Linked DNA regions of Homo sapiens: region 1 is linked to region 2. The links are chromatin contacts, found by Hi-C in ENCODE. All regions are on one chromosome and are shown on one strand. The core of a region is the stretch at or near the end of the contact, and the rest is flanking DNA. Distances in the headings are between cores, read along the strand shown.

Region 1 (2,700 bases), core at 27-2,526, 4.6 Mb after region 2:
GCCTTTTCTTGGTAGTTTCAGAGCAGCATCAATGCAGATGGTATGGTCTGAGCTAAGCCCAGGCCAATCAGAGTTCTACATTGCCTTTTCTTGGTAGTTTCAGAGCAGCATCAATGCAGATGGTATGGTCTGAGCTAATCTGAAGCTTTTCAAGAGCAAGATGTTTTCAGGCAAATTTTACATCCTTAAAATTTCAAAAGGGTTTGTAGACTTAGTGCATCTAATTTCTTGAAGATGTATTAATTAGACACAAAGTTAATTGTATCAATATCCAAGTATACTCTTAAGAATGAAATGGGTATATAAGGTAGCACTTATGTTTATGGCTGGTAAGGCTGTGTAACAATTTGGCCAATGGACAGGAAAGCAGGAGACTTATTGGAAAGAGCAGGTAATATATGACAATTAGGGCAGGTTGGTGAGAGGGAAGCTTTAGAACTAAACTATGGCAACTTCAGAGCAGACCAGAACCTGTGGGACTGTTGAAGGCCAGAGCTAGGGTGGGTCTGAGACCTTGTCTAATCTAGAGCCATTCAGGCAGAGTTTCAGAGGAACCTGTGGATATGCGTCAGTCCCCTCTGATATGCAGGAGCCTATTCCATTGTGTATCTACACAGTTCTTTTTTCCAAAATGGTTATAAAGCATTTTCTTAAAAACTAGCCTTCAGGTTCATGAAATACGAGGAGGAGGAAGTGAAAATGTACTGACTGCTACTGGTAGACCTAGGGTCAGCTTTGAGGACTGAGGTAACCACCACAGGAAATAAGTTTTGAGGTCTGATTTTGAAACAATATTGGAAGACCATTCCTTTGTGAGATAGAAACTTCTCCATTTTAATTTTAGTATTTTAAGCTTTTCCTACAGGTCAGTTGGGAATAATTTTTATTTAGGGACTCACAATCTTGAATTTTTAGCTAAATGCCTTAAGAATAAAATATTATTTAAAAAGTATTAAAATGCTGTGATTCCAAACAGTTTCTTGTTCAAGATGAAGAATATAAAAATATACCACCATGTCTCGGCAACTGGAAAAGCAGATTTTAATTTTCATTCCAAAAATGAGAGACTGAAAATCAAAGGCTTAGGACCACAATCCACAACCCTCCTCCCAACCTCCTGTCTGTCTTTGATAAAAAGCTACAAAGAAAAAGTTTCAGGAAACTTTCAGACATTTATAATTAGCATAAACACTGTATACCAAGATGTGTAAGTCAAAACGTCTAATTACTCTGGGATACAAGCTCAGGCATGTGGCAACAGAATACTGCCTGAAAGGTCATTTCAACATCAAGTCACGGACGTCCTATTTACATAAGGATCTAGGGCAGAAGCACAATGTGCACACTGCTGCAACTTTCTCATATGTGAATGCTAACATCTGCTGAAAAGCTGTTGGTACCTTTACTGCAGGTTTCCTGTCCTTGAGTCAAATACTTTCTACTCAATATTGGATTGAGGTATACATTAGATTAAAAATAGAACCAGCAAGGGTTTTCTTCATTTATTTAAGTGTTTTGTTCTTCTGTGGGATTACAAATCATTCAAACTTACAGAATTCTTGTTTGACAGACACCTTTTCTGATAAGGTGATTGTAAATGCTCAGTGAACCAGCAGTACCATGGTTTGACATGACAATTCCTGGTGTTAAAGTGGACTCATATAGCTGAGCGGGCCAAGATCATCTATAATTTCTTTTTTATAGATTAGGGACAATGAGGCTTAGTGATTTGTTCAAGTTAGAGTCATACTTAGATTGACAACCCCTGTACTACAAATCCGAGCCTGCTCCATGGCTGTCTGAAACACTCATTACCTTGTAATACTAACATATTATGTTTATAGTCTTTCTCCCTTCACTAGAATATAAGCTCTGCAAGGACAGAGGCTTTTGTCTGTTGTGTTCCCTGAATATATTGTCAGCACCTCAAGTGGTGCGTGGCACAAAGTAGTCACTCAATGCATATTTGTTAAATGAAAAGGTGGATTAATGCCTGAGCCAGGCCTAGAACTGAAGTGTTTGCTTTCTTTCCACCAGCATTTCTGAAGCATGCTGAAAAGTTTCCTTATGTGAAAGAGGGGTTCTTTCCTCAAATAAATTTAGGAAATGCCAAGTTAAACAAAATAACTTTCTTTGCTGTGGGTCTTTTCATACTGAATAGTTTCCCAATTTGTATGGCCTCAGAACCCACCTCCCCTCCGGCATCCCAGGAAGCCAGTCCATCTCTTAATTTTATCTAAAATCTATTATTTGACTATATATAGACTATATATTAGCTTAGATACAAACTTACTGCAAACATTTAAACATTAGAATTCTCTGTTGTTCTCAAATTATTTCTAGACTCTTGATTCTGTGACTTCCTTAAAATCTAGAAAATATACTTTAAGCTAGAGAAATATATTTGCATGTACTATTCAGGCTCCACAGTTTAGGGACAGAATAGTCTAGAATCAGAACAGAAAATAGAAACCTCAACCTGAAAGCCACATGTGCTATTTTTTAAACTAGACCTGCAGTTATGACTTTAGGCCCAAACATTATGGGTTGAGGGGAGAAAAAAAAAAAAGCCTCTCACATCAGCCCAGATGTGCAAACCAATGCTGAAGGGTGGAGGAGTAGGAAGGGGAGGGTAGCCTTCACTGGCAATAGAAAAAGTTAAGTATTAGAGAAATCAATAAGAGCTAAATATTCCTACTG
Region 2 (2,700 bases), core at 57-2,556:
AGGCCAGCCTGGGCAACACAGAAAGACTCTCTCTTTTTTTTTTTTTTTTTTTTTTTTTTTTTTTTTTTTTTTTTTGAGACGGAGTCTCGCTCTGTCGCCCAGGCCGGACTGCGGACTGCAGTGGCGCAATCTCGGCTCACTGCAAGCTCCGCTTCCCGGGTTCACGCCATTCTCCTGCCTCAGCCTCCCCAGTAGCTGGGACTACAGGCGCCCGCCACCGCGCCCGGCTAATTTTTTGTATTTTTAGTAGAGACGGGGTTTCACCTTGTTAGCCAGGATGGTCTCGATCTCCTGACCTCATGATCCACCCGCCTCGGCCTTCTCTCTTTAAAGAAAAAAAAAAAAAAAGAAAAGAAATTTGTCTATATAAATATACAGTTAAAGCAAACAATATAATATATAAAACCAAATTTGGAAATATTTTTTCCTTCCATCAAAACTTAAACATCAATTTTAGAACACAGTGTTCTATATCGTAAGGAGTCCTAGAGTCTACCCAGTATAATGTCTCACATCCTCGCCCTCTTGCTATAGTTGTCAAACCTAAATGTACCTAAGAATCACTGATAGGTAGTTGGTTAATACGATGGATTATTTCTAGGCCCCGACCTCAGACAGGTGCCTCCATGCCCCCACCCAGCCAGGACATTCTGAGTCTGTAATTTGAAGTGAGCTTCAAGAATCTGCATTTTTACCGCGGCGCTTTTGATGCAGGCGGTCCACGGTAAAGTTAGAGAAATGCTGCCCTGCTGCTGCGCTGCAGATTGAACTCTGGGGAAGAAGAAATGAGCACGACCGGGAGCGGTCCATCTAAACCGGTCCATTTAGATGGACAGGTTTTAGCAGTCCATCTAAATCTGTCTCAGGAGCTTTCTTTCTTTCTTTTTTTTTTTTTTTTTTTTTTTTTGAGACGGAGTCTCGCTCTGTCGCCCAGGCTGGAGTGCAGTGGCACTCACTGCAAGCTCCGCCTCCCAGGTTCACGCCATTCTCCTGCCTCAGCCTCCCGAGTAGCTGGGACTACAAGCGCCCACCACTACGCCCGGCTAATTTTTTGTATTTTTTAATAGAGGCGGTGTTTCACCGTGTTAGCCAGGACGGTCTCGATCTCCTGACCTCGTGATCCGCCCGCCTCGGCCTCCCAGAGTGATGGGATTACAGGCGTGAGCCACCGCGCCCGGCCTGTCTCAGGAACTTTCAAAGGGGAGTGGCAGACAGAAAATGAGCACGGTATCTAATCAGCAAGTAGGATTGCAAATAAGAACGCCTTTATGAAGGCCCCAGTTTTTACAGTAAGTCCCTCACTGCCCGCACACAACGATGCCAAGTTCCAACCTGATTTGCGTCACCACAGTTGTGGGTTTGCGCCAAGGTTAGTTATCAAGCGTAGTGAGAGGATAAATTCACAAAATGAGGGACAAAAATAAGACGAGAGCTGGGTACAACGGAAGTGAAACCTGGGTGGAGGTCATCTCCAAATCACAGTGGAAGGACGATGTCAGGGATTTGTCCCAACACTCTTTTGATGAAAGAATTTGATTAGTGGACTATTGCACTCTTAAAGGCAAAGAAAACAAAGCACGGCAGTGCCCCGCTCGGTCGGGATTCAAAAGCAGTGAAAGCTGCCTTGCTCTGTTTAAAGCGACAGGACTGCTCTGCTATTCAGGAAAGACTAAGGAGGCAGCGGTATCTGCGAAGTCCTGCGAGCTCCCGGCGACAGGAGTAGCGCGAGCAGCTGACGGGGGAAATCCACTGGCAGCGAGTCGGATGAGTCAGCGCTGAGTCACGCTCGGCGCTACGTGCCGGCCTGGGCGGCCGCAGCCCGGGGCCCGCAGCCGCGGAGTCAGCAGAGATCCGCCGCTTCCTGGAAGACCCTCCCTGCGCCTGAGGGAGGGGGCGGCGTCGCCTCCTCGCGCCGCCAAGGCCCCCTGCAGTCACACACTCGCCCGCACGCACGACCTCCTCGCTCCATCCTGGGGACATCCAGGATTCACCCCCGAGGGGAAGAGTCCCATGTGACAAATGGTTAGAGCTTGGGCGGATGCTTTCATCCCATGTGTTTCCTCAAAGCTGAGATTCCAGCGCTCTTGCTCTTTTCGTGTTGTTGTTAGGTTTTTAACTTTTTTTTCCCGTTTCCTGGCAGAGGATTAACACGCTGATCTTTTTATAGTTTCCAATATTTTAAATGAAGCACAAGAAGAATGGATTAATAAAACGTGTTGAAACTTAAGCATCAAATCGTCACACTGCTCTGGGTTCTAAAATGACTAGAAAGTGACTGCACTAGAAGCTTTGAATGTTGGGTAACTGGGAAGGATTAACTCGGTTCTGATGTGCCCTTTGTTAATGAAAATCAAATCTTTGCTATTTGTCCAACCACCCTTATAATAACTAAATTTGTCTAAAGACTGGAGACATGTGTGGTAATAATTAGATATGGAGTCACCAAAGAACAGGGTAGCCATGCCTTTGTGTTTTCTGTGCCTTAACTAACATTCTGTTGTCCTAATGTGCAAATGATACATTGTTGGTTTTAAAAAATATTATGGCAATGTTTATATCCATGCTGAGAGTTAATAGCAGGTATTGTGTCATGAAGTGCAGCTAGTCAGTGAGATAGTCCTGATACAGGTGGGGTAATTATTATTTAGGGACAATTTGCGGCTGTTTTTCAAGACAGACTGGGTCTTTAGAAGTTGTGCC

Evidence for each region. Hi-C counts contacts between places; a loop is a spot of excess contacts on that map. Pooled maps may share reads with other maps.
Region 1: a loop to region 2 is called in a map with no recorded cell type, with 5 times the contacts of the local background. The contact joins two enhancer-like sites. A Hi-C loop is called at or near these places in 2 of 37 single-sample maps with no recorded cell type and 4 of 50 pooled maps.

What each region holds. Positions count from the first base shown.
Region 1 is chr5:95,923,620-95,926,319 of GRCh38, forward strand. The region is part of intron 2 of ELL2 (elongation factor for RNA polymerase II 2); the gene reads right to left. Among named protein-coding and RNA genes, the nearest start is that of ELL2, 37 kb to the right of the region's middle. RefSeq lists enhancers at 485-624, 1,106-1,400. Within about 2 kb of position 1,277, at least 6 of the 41 ENCODE cell types and tissues checked have a DNase peak (open chromatin) inside an H3K27ac peak, as active enhancers do.
Region 2 is chr5:91,278,850-91,281,549 of GRCh38, forward strand. No RefSeq gene overlaps it. Among named protein-coding and RNA genes, the nearest start is that of LUCAT1, 34 kb to the right of the region's middle. RefSeq lists enhancers at 669-1,610, 1,609-1,868, 1,611-2,552. Within about 2 kb of position 1,307, at least 39 of the 41 ENCODE cell types and tissues checked have a DNase peak (open chromatin) inside an H3K27ac peak, as active enhancers do.